Regions from separate parts of the Homo sapiens genome. Here regions 1 and 2 are each linked to region 3. Evidence: chromatin contacts called from ENCODE Hi-C or POLR2A ChIA-PET data. All regions are on one chromosome and are shown on one strand. Each heading gives the region's core, a stretch centred on a gene start or an enhancer-like site at or near the end of the contact. The rest is flanking DNA. Distances are from core to core; before and after follow the strand shown. Region 1 overlaps TMC1 (transmembrane channel like 1). Region 2 overlaps GDA (guanine deaminase). Region 3 holds the start of LINC01504 (long intergenic non-protein coding RNA 1504).

Region 1 (4,780 bases), core at 468-2,967, 250 kb before region 3:
GGAAGCCAAGGCGGGTGGATCATGAGGTCAGGAGTCTGAGACCAACCTGGCCAACATGGTGAAAACCCATCTGTACTAAAAATACAAAAAATTAGTGAGGCCTGGTGGAGCACTCCTGTAATCCCAGCTACTCAGGAGGCTGAGGCAGGAGAATCACTTGAACCCAGGAGGCGGAGGTTGCAGTGAGCCAAGATTGCGCCATTGCACTCCAGCCTGGGCGACGAAGCAAGACTCCATCTCAAAAAAAAAAAAAAGAAAAATCTTCCAGGCTCATTTCTTACCTCAAAATGTGTTCATTTGAGTTCAATATGGTATCAGAGAAGTTGTATGACTTCATTTGTCCTTCAATCTTTCAAACAATTCTTATAAGGCAGAATAGGCTCTTCTATTTGGAAAGAAAAGTATGTTTTTAATTGCATTTCTTATAACAAAAAAAAATGGTTGAAAAAGGGAATTACACAACTTTTTGAAAATAAAAATTTTAACTGTATAAGCACAATTTTCCAGAGTAGTACCAGAAAAGTTGGCTTGGGAGGGGTATGAATTGTGATAGATTCCTCAAAGGATACAGGGGTTGCTGCATCCGACTCTGCAATTTTATTGTACATTTTTATATTTGTAAAGTGCTTTAAAATAACTCCTGACAAGCATGTAAAAGCATGTAAACCAGATAACCATTATCATCCCGATTTTTCAAAAGATGAAATAGAAACAGAGATCAGTGAAGGTGTCTGCCCTCTTCAAGTAGAAAATGGCAAGTGGTAACAGATTAGAAATCACTGAGCCTGAAATTCTATTATGCTGCATGAGCTGAAGTCCAGATCTACCCCTTGGATGAGTGCTTCTCAGCACTTCCCAAATTTGAACAAGGCAGTGCACAATTGTGAGAGTTCATCCAGATAATTCAGGTCAGAATTTCCCTGTGACCCTGGAATCTCAAAAACAATGTAATTGAAATTATTTAACAAACTCATTACTCTATGCTTAGCTACTGAGCTGGGCCACCAAGATGCTAGTGTCCCATGGGAAAGGGAAGAGATTTAACTCACATTTGGTTGGGCTGAGGTAAAGTAAGGAGAGTGATTGGGAATTTTGTTTATGTAAAAGTGTTGCATTTTAATTTAATTTTTAATAGATTTTCCCATGTCTTCATTTATGGAGACAGAAAGAGAGAGAGAGAGAGAAAGAGAGAAAGAGAGAGAGAGAGAGAAATGTTCACCAAATACACAGGCAAATTAGAAATATTTCCTATGTCTTCAATTTGGACAATTATCTTCACTGAAGAAGCATTTTTATTTTATTCCTGGCTGCCCTTACAGTGCCAGGGAAGCCTCTTTCTGTGAATATACTCTGATATCTCACTTATTAAAATAATTGACTCCCAGGAACAATTTCTCATGGTCTGAAGCCTTCCACACTGACCCAGCTGTGGAGGCCACAGAATAAAAGACATCCACTTGGGCTCCAGGTATTGCTCAATGACAATACAAATCAATGAGAAACTAAACAGCTGTTTTTCCTCTTTAGCCTCCCTCACACCAAAACACCGGAAGACTTGAGTGAGCAGATCAATGCCACAGGCAAATGACTCAGTGAAAATCTTGAATGTTTGCTAAGATCTCCTGCAGCATCCCAGGTCAAAGAGGCTGACTCAGAGGGCCCTACTCCCACTGCTGTCCCTGACACACATTGGAGAGGCCTTGAGACATGCTGCCTCTGAAGTCGGTATCATGTGACTCACAACCTAGATCTGGGGGACATGGCTTTAGTGGTGGTGGTGTTTGCCTTTCAGTTCTTAAGAATTTTTTTTTAACAGTTGTTGTCATTTCTTTGTTTAATGATTGTAAAATAAGTGCTCAATATTAAACATTTGGAAAGAACAGAAAGTTTTTTAGAACAGTAGAGAAACAATTATCATAATCCCATCCAGAAGTAATCACTGTAAACATTTGAGTCATTTCTGTTTTTTTGTTTGTTTGTTTTTTTGAGAGTCTCACTCTGTCACCCAGGCTGGAGTGCAGTGGCATGATCTTAGCTCACTGCAATCTTTGCCCCCCGGGTTCAAGCGATTCTCCTGCCTTGGCCTTCTGAATAGCTGGGATTACAGGTGTGGGCCACCACGCCCGGCTATTGTTTGTATTTTTAGTAGAGAAGAGGTTTCACCATGTTGGCCAGGCTGGTCTCAAGCTACTGGCCTCAGGTGATCCACTCGCCTCAGCCTCCCAAAGTGCTGGGATGATAGGCATGAGCCAAGCCACCTGTCCTGTCATTTCTTTTAGACCAGCGTTTCTCAACCTCAAAAAACAATTGACATTTTGGACTGTTTAATGCTGTCAGGGGCTGTCCTGTGCACTGCAGGATGTTCAGCAGCATCCCTGGCCTCTACGTATTAGATGCCAATAGCACTTCACTCCCCAACCCCAGATGTGACAACCAAAAATGTCCCCAGCCATTGTCAAATGTCCCCTTGGAGGTGAAATTGCCCTGCTCAAGAACCAATTTTTTTGTTTGTTTGTTTGTTTGTTTGTTTCCAAGACAGAGTCTCGCTCTATCTCCCAGGCTAGAGTGCAGTGGCGGGATCTGGCTCACTGCAACCTCCGCCTCCCAGGTTCAAGTGATTCTCCTGCTTCGGCCTCCCGAGTAGCTGGGATTACAGGCACGCACCACCATACCTGGCTAATTTTTTTTGTATTTTCAGTAGAAATGGGGTTTCACGATGTTGGCCATGCTGGTTTCAAACTCCTGATCTCAAGTGATCCACCCGTCTCGGCCTCCCAAAGTGCTGGGATTACAGGCATGAGCCACTATGTCCGTCTGAGAACCAATGTTTTAGAGAGTATGCTTTTGGCAAGCAGGAGTGTCTACTTTAGATTTATGTGTGGAAATTTGTGAGACGTTCCTAAGGAGTAAAAGTTGAAGCTTTAATTTCACAAGTAAGCCAGGCACAGTGACTCACGCCTGTAATCCCAGCACTTTGGGCAGCCGAGGAAGGTGGATCACCTGAGGTCAGGAGTTCAAGACCAGCCTGGCCAACACGGTGAAACCCCATCTCTACTAAAAATACAAAAATTATCTGGGTGTGATGGCAGGTTCCTGTAATCCCAGCTACTCAGGAGGCTGAGGCAGGAGAATCCCTTGAACCCAGAAGGCGAAGGTTGCAGTGAGCTGAGATCGCACCATTGTACTCCAGTCTGGCTAACCAAAGCGAAACTCCGTCTCAAAAAAAAAAAAAAATTCACGGGTGAAAAGGCTAACAGAAAGGTGTTTTGCAGAAGGTCACCAAGTGGATTAGGGATTAGGCCTGCCTAGCTTCTGATTTACTGATATTTCCACTCTTCTCTGTGCAACTTTTTTTTTTTTTTTTTTTTTTTTTTTTTTTGCCTTAGTCATAGATTGGTTTTCCTGGGTAACATCATTTAAGAGTTAAGTCCAGGCCAGGTGCAGTGGCTCATGCCTCTAATCCCAGCACTTTGGGTGGTCAAGGTGGGTGGATCACAAGGTCAGGAGTTTGAGACCAGCCTGGGGAATATGGTGAAACCCCATCTCTACTAAAAATACAAAAAAATTAGCCAGGCGTGGCAGCACATGCCTGTAATCCCAGCTACTCGGGAGGCTGAGGCAGGAGAATTGCTTGAATCTGGGAGGCAGAGGTTGCAGTGAGCCAAGATTGCGCCACTGCACTCCAGCATGGGTGACAGAGCAAGACTCCGTCTCAAAAAAAAAGAGTTAAGTCCAGAGGCAAAAGGACCCAAGGAAGCAGTTACTAACATATTCCACTTATTCGCATGGGATTTCTCCTACCATCCACATCATCTGGGTGTGGTGAAAACAAATGAGATAATATCACAAAGAAATCTGTGAGTATGGGCCGGGCGCAGTATCTCACGCCTGTAATCCCAGCACTTTGGGAGGCCAAGGAGGGAGGGTCACGAGGTCAAGAGATCAAGACCATCCTGGCTAACACAGTGAAATCCCATCTCTACTAAAATACACAAAATTATTAGCTAGGCACGGTGGTAGTCCCATCTACTTGGGAGGCTGAGGCAGGAGAATCACTTGAACCCGGGAGATGGAGGTTGCTGTGAGCGGAGAACGTGCAATTGCACTCCAGCCTGGGTGACAAGAGCAAAACTCTGTCTCAAAAAAAAAAAAAAAAAAACAGAATCAAAACTCAGAATTCAGGTCAGGTGCTTTGGCTGTAACTCCAGCACTTTGGGAGGCCGAGGCGGGTGGATCACTTGAGGTCAGAAATTTGATACTACCCTGTCCAACATGGTGAAACCCCTTCTCTACTGAAAATACAAAAGTTAGCCAGGCATGGTGGCACATGCCTGTAATCCCAGCTACTCAGAAGACTGAGGCAGGAGAATCACTTGAACCTGGGCAGCAGAGATTGCAGTGAGCTGAGATTGTGCCATCGCACTTTGGCCTGGGCAGCAGAGTGAGACTCCATCTCAAAAAATAATAATAATAATAATTTCAGAATTCAAAAATATTTAGGAATAAAGGAGCTGAGTAAATTTCAGGAATTTTCTACATTCTTTACTCTCTGGAGACTTTAACTGTCTTTATAGAATATGGAATGTTAGAAAGTAAGAAAGCCCCTTATAAATCACACGATCCAACCCCCTTATTTTACAGATGAGAAAGTGGCATCCACAAAGTCAGATACCAAAGTCCTTTAAGCTTGTGAATGAATGGTTGAAACCAGCTTCCCTGACTTTCACTGCTGAAACTATTCTGTCATGTCCCATTGCTTCTCAGTGCACTGTTACTCTAT
Region 2 (4,924 bases), core at 1,623-4,122, 150 kb after region 3:
ATGAACAGTACCCAACTAACAGAGATTTAGACAATAAAGACATTTCATATCTCACAAAAGAAGTCTGGGCTGGCTACCGTGGCTCACGCCTGTAATCCCAACACTTTGGGAGGCCAAGGTGGGTGGATCACCTGAGGTCAGGAGTTCAAGACCAGCCTGCCCAACATGGCGAAACCCCATCTCTACTAAAAATACAAAAAATTAGCTGGCCATGGTGGTGAGTGCCCGTAATCCCACCTCCTCGGGAGGCTGAGGCAGGAGAATCGCTTGAACCCAGGAGGCGGATGTTGCAGTGAGCTAAGATCGCGCCACTGCACCCCAGCCTAGGCAACAAGAGTGAAACTCCATCTCAAAAAAAAAAAAAAAAAAAAAAAAAAGGAAGTCTAGAAGTCTGATAGTAGACAGTTCCAGGTAGGGGTAGTTCAACTGCTCAGTGATGTTAGAAAATGGGATGGTGTCTCTGAAATCCCCTTAACCTTTTCCTCACAGTCTCACATGGTGGCAGCAGCAGTTCCAAGTATCTTTTCTTCATATGAGAGTATCCAAAAAAGGCAGGGCTTCTCTTCCCACATCCTAGAAGCTTCTGAGCAAACTTCCTGTATGTCAGAATATTATCACTAGTCACCCTCAGCTACCAGGAAGCTGGAAGAATAAGTATCTGATAAATGGAGATAGGATTACCATGACTGGCTTACACCATGATGTATCCACAGGCTGAGTCTACCATGGACTGATCAAATTCAGGTGTTAATAAGGAAAAAGAGGTCATGACTGCTGAGTGGGTAACCAACAGTGTTTGCCATGAGCATTCTGAACAAGCAATCAGCCTTCTAGAAAATGGGAATTTGCAAGATGATCTTGTAATAATTGGGAGTGAAAGCATCTTTCTGATGAAAGCCAAGCTCCTATTCAGCAGCCTCAGAAGGAAGGGATTAGCCCAGTTTCCTTTCTCAGGACCAACAGCATATTTTGAGTTGCTGAGCTTGGCAGGAAGTGGAGGAAAGGATGATACACAATCACTAGGATTTGTGATTTAGACTGAGAGAACTTCTGGTAAAGTAGCCTCAGGTGAGAAAGAACTCTTCCTCCTCCCAGCAGTCTTCAGAACTGAAGAACATTGGGTCACTCTTTTCACCAGGGCTATATAATCCTCTTTTGCATGTTCCAGTCCTAAAAGGTCCAATTCAGCTACTACTTCCTTCAAGAAGCTTTTCCTATCACTGGTCAACTTGTGCCCCACTGTACTATTTACACACATTTACATACATTTTGCGATCACTCTTGATGCACTTACCTTCCAACCTTACATATGTAAGCTATCATCAAATCCAGTCAACTTGATCTAAATAGCTACTGATTCTATCCACCTCTCCATCTGCATTACTGACAATAACCGCTGAAGTCTAATGGACATGTACTACATGCCAGGCATTATTCTATATATTTTACACTTACTAATCCATTTTATCCTTTCAACAACCCTATTAGGTAGACCATAGTAATTATTTTATGCATAAAGAAATTTGGAGATACAAATGGTAAGGAACTTGATCAAATTCACATAGGTAATAAGTGATAGAGGTACTCTTAGGAGTTCATATCTCAGTTGATAACTACACTGCCTCTCTCATCTAAACCACATTCCATTTTACCTAAATACTGCAACAGGCTCCTATCTGACCTCCTTGCCTGCACTCAACTTCTCTTCAATGCATTTATCCTGAAGTTAGACCTTTATAACCACAAAATATAATCATGACACAATCCCACCATCCCCGATGCCCTCCATAACATAGCCCTGCCTACCTGTCCTGCCTTATCCTGTGTTAGCCTTCTCCTCAACCTTTGGACTCTGACTACCTTGACTGTTTCATTCCTTCCTACCCCAGGACCTTTGCACAGGCAGTCACAGGCAGTTCTCTCAACCTAGAAGGCTCTTCTTTACTTCCAATGCTGTCCACCTTACCTATTGGTATGGTTTGGATGTGCCTCCATCCAAATCTCATCTTGAATTGTACTCCCCTAATTCCCACATGTTGTGGGAGGAACCCAGTGGGCGATAACTTGAATCATGGGGGCAGTTTCCCCCATACTGTTCTCATGGTAGTGAATAAGTCTCACGAGATCTGATGGGTTTATCAGGAGTTTCCGCTTTTTCATCTTCCTCATTCTCTCTTGCTGCCGCCATGTAAGAAGTGTCTTTCACCTCCTGCCATGATTCTGAGGCTCCCCAGTCATGTGGAACTGTAAGTCCAATTAAACCTCTTTTTCTTCCCAGTCTCAGGTTGTTTTTGTCACCAATGTGAAAATTGACTAATATACCTACTTAACTTCTCATTGTTCACATCGCAAGTTTGATGTCACTTCACGCTAGGGAAAGCCTTCCCCTAACTAGTTCAAGTTCTGATAGGTCATGGCAGATTCTGTTAATTTATTACTAGATCATCAGTTTCAAGAGGGCAGGGCAGTATTTGCATACTTTGTTCATCAATTTATCTCCGGTGAAAACCCCAGTGTTTGGCTCAGGAATGAGTCACTTTTATTACAGCTACAAGTCTTAGCTCCCGTGCCAAAGTGCAGATTCTTTGAGGTCCAGGACTGTGCCCTAGAGAAGCAGTCAGCGACAGTAAAGAGAACATGGCCTTTGCCCCATACTAATTCAAAATCCAGCTACACCACCACCGTATCTGAATGCATGACTTCTCAAGTCTCAACTTCCTCATCTGTTAGTGGAAATAATGACATTGTCAAGTCTAAAAGAGATACTAAAGATAGCTTGCTAGTGAATCTAGCACCAAATGCTTCTTGATCTTTCTTCCAGGGTGCATCTTTGGGTCCCAGGGGATCAATGACATAAGCAGTGAGAATAAAAAGCTAAGGTTCTGTGACCACCCCATACAGTTCATCACAGGCCGTGGCTTCCTTCTCTACCACTTGGCATGTCACCATGTGAAAACATGCAAAATATCACAGTGAGCAAGAGGTTAAGGATTTGCTAGGAGGCAAAGGGAATAGAATGAACATGGTACATGTTAAGTATCCACTAAGTGCCAGGCATTTTCATACATTATCTCATTTAATAAATAGCAAAAGGAAATCTGACTCTACAAATGAGGAAACGGAGGCTCAGGCAGGTTAGGTCTCACCTGTGGTCTCAGCACAGGTAAGTGGTAGAGACTCTGACCTGAACCCAAGTCTCTATTCCTCCATTGGACTTGCTCCTGCCACCCCAGGACACAACCTCAAAATGAATCTCTTCCTCACTCTTGTTTCTGGGTAAGTGTGCATTAAAAGGCCCAAGGCATGTTTATGCATCTTTACTGTCAACCTGACCCTGATGTATGTGGGAAGAATCAGGCAACTTAGTAATATTTGAGCATGCATTACCTCAAGATTAAATATTTGCAAATGAATTAAACATGTTAGAGTCTATATTTTTTTTTTATTATACTTTAAGTTTTAGGGTACATGTGCACAATGTGCAGGTTAGTTACATATGTATACATGTGCCATGCTGGTGTGCTGCACCCATTAACTCGTCATTTAGCATTAGGTATATCTCCTAATGCTATCCCTCCCCCCTCCCCCCACCCCACAACAGTCCCCAGAGTATGATGTTCCCCTTCCTGTGTCCATGTGTTCTCATTGTTCAATTTCCATCTATGAGTGAGAACATGCAGTGTTTGGTTTTTTGTCCTTGCGACAGTTTCCAATTTCATCCATGTCCCTACAAAGGACATGAACTCATCATTTTTTATGGCTGCATAGTATTCCATGGTGTATATGTGCCACATTTTCTTAATCCAGTCTATCATTGATGGACATTTGGGTTGGTTCCAAGTCTTTGCTATTGTGAATAGTGCCACAATAAACATACGTGTGCATGTGTCTTTATAGCAGCATGATTTATAGTCCTTTGGGTATATACCCAGTAATGGGATGGCTGGGTCAAATGGTATTTCTAGTTCTAGATCCCTGAGGAATCGCCACACTGACTTCCACAATGGTTGAACTAGTTTACAGTCCCACCAACAGTGTAAAAGTATTCCTATTTCTCCCCATCAAGCTACCAATGACTTTCTTCACAGAATTGGAAAAAACTACTTTAAAGTTCATATGGAACCAAAAAAGAGCCCGCATCACCAAGTCAATCCTAAGCCAAAAGAACAAAGCTGGAGGCATCACGCTACCTGACTTCAAACTATACTACAAGGCTACAGTAACCAAAACAGCATGGTACTGGTACCAAAACAGAGATATACATCAATGGAACAGAACAGAGCCCTCAGAAATAATGCCGCCTATCTACAACTATCTGATCTTTGACAAACCTGAGAAAAACAAGCAATGGGGAAAGGATTCCCTATTTAATAAATGGTGCTAGGAAAACTGGCTAGCCATATGTAGAAAGCTGAAACTGGATCCCTTCCTTACACCTTATGCAAAAATTAATTCAAGATGGATTAAAGACTTAAACGTTAGACCTAAAACCATAAAAACCCTAGAAGAAAACCTAGGCATTACCATTCAGGACATAGGCATGGGCAAGGACTTCATGTCTAAAACACCAAAAGCCATGGCAACAAAAGCCAAAATTGACAAATGGGATCTAATTAAACTAAAGAGCTTCTGCACAGCAAAAGAAACTACCATCAGAGTGAACAGGCAACCTACAAAATGGGAGAAAATTTTCACAACCTACTCATCTGACAAAGGGCTAATATCAAGAATCCACAATGAACTCAAACAAATTTACAAGAAAAAAACAAACAACCCCATCAAAAAGTGGGCAAAGGATATGAACAGACACTTCTCAAAAGAAGACATTTATGTAGCCAAAAGACACATGAAAAAATGCTCATCATCACTGGCCATCAGAGAAATGCAAATCAAAACCACAATGAGATATCAGCTCACACCAGTT
Region 3 (4,967 bases), core at 472-2,971:
AAAATTCATTCAAGAGATTGCCTGAGAAGATAAATGCAAAAGAGGCACTAAAAAAAACGTGATTAATGCTCTCAAAGGCAATGGGCAGGGGGGATCAGGATAATAATGAGACTTTACCATTTCACAAAAGATCTTTGCATGTGTCATCTCTGTATTGCAGATCAGCCCTGAAAGACAGGAACCTCCCATATCATCATTTTATAGATGTGGAACTGAAGCTCAGCCACAATTAAGTGACTTGCCCAAAGCCACACAGCCAGTAAAGGACAAGGCCAGGACTTAAAGGTGGATCTTCCAATTCTAAATCCATTACAATCTGCTCTAAAGGACTGTCAAATGTGATGTTTCACTGAGGAATGATGACTTTGAATAGCACCATTTTATGGTAGAAGGCAAACTATCTTTCTGCCTTGAATACAATAGTTCCCCGTTAACTGAGGTCAACTGTGGTCTGAAAATATGTGAGTACAGTACAATAAGGTATTTTGAAAGAAAGAGAGAGACATTTATATAATTTTTTTTTTGAGACAGGGTCTTGCTCTGTTGTCCACAGTGGAGTGCAATGGCACAAACATAGCTCACTGCAGCCTCAACCCCCTGGGTTTAAGCAATCCGTCTGCCTCAGCTTCTGAGTACTAGGACCACAGGCATGCGCCACTATGCCTGGCTAAGTGTTTTATTTTTTGTAGAGATGGGGTTTTGCCAAATTGCCCAGGATCCTGGGCTCAAGGGATCCTCCCGCCTCTGCCTCCCAAAGTTCACAGCCATAAGCCACCTTGCCAGCCTTACATAACTTTTATTACAGTATATTGTTGTAATTTTTTAATTTTATTATTATTGTTGTTAATCTCTTACTGTGCCTAATTTATAAATTAAACTTTATAATTGTTATGTATGTATAGGAAAAACATAGTATGTACAGGGTTTGGTAAAATCTGATTTCAGGCATCTAATGGGGGGCTTGGAAGGTATCCCCCCAGATAAGAGGGGACTACTGTAATGTTCACCTGAATAATTTAGGGGAATGTTTAGAAGCCTTAGTTATAGACATTGACTCTCAGGCTATCCCCAGTCTCTAAATGTTTCCTGTGTCAACATACTCAGTTTCTGAGGGACACAAATTAAATATAGGTTCCAGAAGACACTTCAGGCAAATATACCCATATTAATACAAAATAGGACTTAATCCCAAACCCATATGGGTTTTCTACCCTGGTGACCTCAGCTGGGCTATTTCTTGGCTTCTGGCTGAATAAGGCTTAGTATAAAGGCAAACCAAAGATCATGGGCTTGAGTGTTGCACTCGACATCACATGCGCTTTTGCTGCTAATCTTGCAGGAAATTACAAAATAAAATTAACTGAGGTACAGCTTGTACACTAAACTACATATACAGTAAAGTACACAAACCTTAACTGTACAGCTTGATAAAGTTTAACGTATGTATACCCCGTGTAACCCCTACCATCAAGATATAAAACGTTTCTGGTACCTGCAGGGCATTTTAGAATATCTATAAAAACGAACTTACCCACTCTAAACTGTCAATGGGAGGAGGATGGCCTTTGCCTACGGTCTTAGCAGGACAAGCAAATAAAAGCACTAATTTTTAAATTTCAGGAAGTCTTTAGCTCTTCAGAGGCAGACCCTATGCTTAGAATAAGGGTGGGTCAGGCGTGAGCTGGCCAGCACTGTTTCCGGCTGGGTCTCTGCAGCATTTCCTCTTTCTGTAATACTTCAGCTGGTTTTCCTCAGAAGAACCACTCCTTTCCACGTGTTTGAGTCACACTAATCCCATCCTCCTGGAGCCAGGGTTGGATGATGGGAATGAGGCCTAAGCCAATGAGCGTGCTGCATTCCCAGCCCACACTGACAGGCCTAGGGGTAGGCCCAATGTAAAGCAAGGAGAGTTTTGCTGAGACAGGGAGCCAGAATCAGGAAGGGTGGAGCCAACACACTGAGACAGAAATCAGATCTGCTGACACGGCCGAGCTCCCTTATCTACCCACGCCCGAAACAAGATCCACCCTTGGACTTTTAAGTTATAAGGCTCAGTAGATCCTCTTGTGTCAAGCAGCTTGAACTTTGTTTTCTGTCACTTGCAGTCAAAATGACCCAGTAAGTTTCTGGGAGGGCTAAGTTGTCCCCTGTAAGAGAATGAGAGGAATTTTTTCTTCTCTTAAAAGAGAGTGGGCATAGAAAGGAGGGGAAAAGGAAGAGAGGGAGGCTGGAGCCCGAATTGTGGCAGAAAAGGAATGAAAGATTTGCTTTTTAAGAACAAGGACAAGGATGATGAATATTGTATTCATGTTTTTTACATTTTATGCAAACTACTTTTACCTTTCCCAAACTCCAGCAAAGTTGACTACATATAAAAATGCCTGTGTGAGTGTGTGTGTGTGTGGGTGTGGGTGTGGGTATGTGAGAGAGAGAGAGAGAGTGAGAGAGAGAGAGAGACAAGAGAAGAGAGAGGATGGGGGAGAAGAAGAAGGATGAGGAGGAGAGGAAGGCAGGCTGGCTGGCTGGCCAGGATCTACATTGTATTGAGGTGATACAGAATAAGGAACACAAGAGGCAATGAAAAGATTATCTCTAAACTCAACAAATTCAGCAAAATAGGAGTTTGAAGCCAGAACTGATCATGAGAATGTAAGCCCTCTGGCAATGCATGGAATTGTTGAAGACTGAGTTGGACTTCCGCAAGTCTTGGTATGGGGGATTGAGCCTATGTCCTCTAGATCTTAAGAGGCAGGGTGACCCCAACTAACTAGGGCTGACATTATCCCTAAGTCTATTTATTTGACAATAACATTACTTGCTAGTAAGAGTTTTCTCAGCCAATTCTAACTTTGGGTTGGTTAAACAGGAACCAAAAAGGCAAACAAATAAAAATCTACACAGGGAGTGAAAAACAGATAATAGTAAAATATTTTTCAAAAATGACTTGAAATAAGGAACTTCAAAATTAACAAACTCTTTCACTTTACTGATATGCAAGAAATCTGCTTCCCAAAGCCCAGACATACCCAAAGGAAAACAAAATGCATGCACTTTGCTTTGCTTAATGCAGTTGCCTGTGCAAAATGCTAGGCCTCCGTGAACGCAACTGACTCACAGTTCTCTGAAGTTACCAGTTAACCCCAAATTGGACATTTACCATTTAATAGGAAAAACATGTGCTTTCTCTACTCCCATCACCACACCCTACCTTGGAAGTTTTTCCATCAGTTAACATTTATTAAATTCTAATGGCACTAGATGTAACCTCCACCTCCCGGTTCAAGCAATTCTCCTATCTGAGCCTCCCAAGTAGCTGGGATTACAGGTGCCCGACACCACGCTCGGCTAATTTTTGTATTTTTAGTAGAGATGGGGTTTCAACATGTTGGTCAGGCTGGTCTGGAACTCCTGACCTCAGGTGATCCACCCGCCTCGGCTTCCCAAAGTGCTGTGGTTACAGGCGTGAGCCACATACCTGGCCTATAATACCTTTGAATGAGTTACTTTGTGTTGATATCCCCCATTAGTCTTTAGGGACAGAGAGGGTTCTAGTAATTGAATAATTTTAATAAATATTTTTCCATTTTTTCCCAATGAACTCATCAAGTGATTACCTTTTAACTCCATCTGGGGAATTTTTAAAGAGCTTTCAATTACAATGTATGTTTCTATTTAATTTGCAATCCATCCTACTAACTGTTACTATTACAAACATAGCTTTAAGTCTGAACAATCCAATGCTGATTAGAGGTTTTCAGCATTAAGCATTGGTTGTGGTTCTAAAGTTTAACAAATAACACAATACGTAATTCTCTGGCACGTCCAGCCTTTTCATGTCACGCAGTTGAAGCCTCCCTCTATTAACGAGACAAGCAAACAGAATGCATACTATAATCAACTGAGCAGGCTATGATTAACTTTGCACAGAGCCGTCCCCAAACTCCCTACAAACTCCATACTGGTTCTTAGATAAAAATATGGCAATGCATATTTCTCTAATGAAGAGAAAATTTCCAGTTAAGAGCATCTGATGTTTCTTGTATTTTAGGTGATTATAAATCAAATTAGCAGAGGGCCTGTTCACAGCTGTCTGTTCTATAGTTCTATATTATTTTCCCTTGCTTCTCCTACACAAAGAAAACATTTGTGAGGTGCTGTCCTTCATTTATTCATTTATTTTGAGACGGAGTCTCACTCTTGCTGCCCAGGCTGGAGTGCAGTGGTGTGATCTCGGCTCACTGCAACCTCTGCCTCCCTGGTTCAAGTGATTCTTCTGCCTCGGCCTCCCAAGTAGCTGGGATTATAGGCGCCCTCCACCACAACCAGCTAATTTTCATCTTTTTTTAGTGGAGATGGGGTTTCATCATGTTGGCTAGGCTGGTCTTGAACTCCTGACCTCAAGTGATCCTCCCACCTCGAACTCCCTAAGTGCTGGGGATTACAGGTGTAAGCCACCGTGCCTGGCCAAGGTGCTGTCCTTTATAATGTGGTTGGGGCTGTTAAATTAATTAATTGAGTAATAATGCAGAAAGCCCATTCCCATCATCTTAAATGCAGCACTATCCACCGATATTTGCAAAATAAGTGGATATCGCAGTTATTTCCATGTTTCTTGTATGAGATCTAGTTGTTTAAAAATGCATGTCATGGCCAGTCACCATGGCTCACGCCTGTAATCCTAGCCCTTTGGGAGGCCAAGGCGGGTGGATCACTTGAGGTCAGGAGTTCCAGACCAGCCTGGCCAATATGGTGAAACCCCATCTCTACTAAAAATACAAAAATTAGCCGAGCGTGGTGTCGGGCACCTGTAATCCCAACTACTTGGGAGGCTCAGATAGGAGAATTGCTTGAACCGGGAGGTGGAGGTTACAGTGAGCCGAGATCACACCACTGCACTTCAGCCTGGGCGATAGAGCGAGACTCAGCCTCAAAAAAAAAAAAAAAATAAAAAGTATTATATTCTTCAT

What was found. A loop is a pair of places that touch in the nucleus more often than their neighbours do. ChIA-PET counts read pairs that join two places held with the same protein, here RNA polymerase II (POLR2A). Pooled maps may share reads with other maps.
Region 1: a pooled map shows a loop between it and region 3 (1.9-fold over the local background). The contact joins the enhancer-like site here to the promoter of LINC01504 in region 3. A Hi-C loop is called at or near these places in 2 of 168 maps with a recorded cell type or tissue (Caco-2 and PC-9) and 2 of 50 pooled maps. POLR2A ChIA-PET finds 5 or more read pairs at or near these places in 5 of 52 experiments (GM12878, PC-9, Panc1 and 2 more).
Region 2: a pooled map shows a loop between it and region 3 (2.7-fold over the local background). The contact joins the enhancer-like site here to the promoter of LINC01504 in region 3. A Hi-C loop is called at or near these places in 1 of 50 pooled maps. POLR2A ChIA-PET finds 5 or more read pairs at or near these places in 3 of 52 experiments (GM12878, PC-9 and activated CD4-positive, alpha-beta T cell).

What each region holds. Positions count from the first base shown.
Region 1 is chr9:72,554,573-72,559,352 of GRCh38, reverse strand. All of the region lies in intron 1 of TMC1 (transmembrane channel like 1), which reads right to left. It overlaps LOC101927191 (a long non-coding RNA gene), which reads left to right. Exons shown (of 5, transcript XR_242619.5): 5 at 1,528-1,731. Among named protein-coding and RNA genes, the nearest start is that of TMC1, 35 kb to the right of the region's middle. RefSeq lists an enhancer at 832-2,031. Within about 2 kb of position 1,717, at least 10 of the 41 ENCODE cell types and tissues checked have a DNase peak (open chromatin) inside an H3K27ac peak, as active enhancers do; they include PC-9 and Panc1, where a contact is called at or near this core.
Region 2 is chr9:72,152,484-72,157,407 of GRCh38, reverse strand. The region is part of intron 1 of GDA (guanine deaminase); the gene reads right to left. Among named protein-coding and RNA genes, the nearest start is that of GDA, 5.5 kb to the right of the region's middle. Within about 2 kb of position 2,872, at least 4 of the 41 ENCODE cell types and tissues checked have a DNase peak (open chromatin) inside an H3K27ac peak, as active enhancers do; they include PC-9, where a contact is called at or near this core.
Region 3 is chr9:72,302,190-72,307,156 of GRCh38, reverse strand. It overlaps LINC01504 (long intergenic non-protein coding RNA 1504), which reads right to left and starts at 1,721. Exons shown (of 5, transcript NR_110952.1): 1 at 1,532-1,721.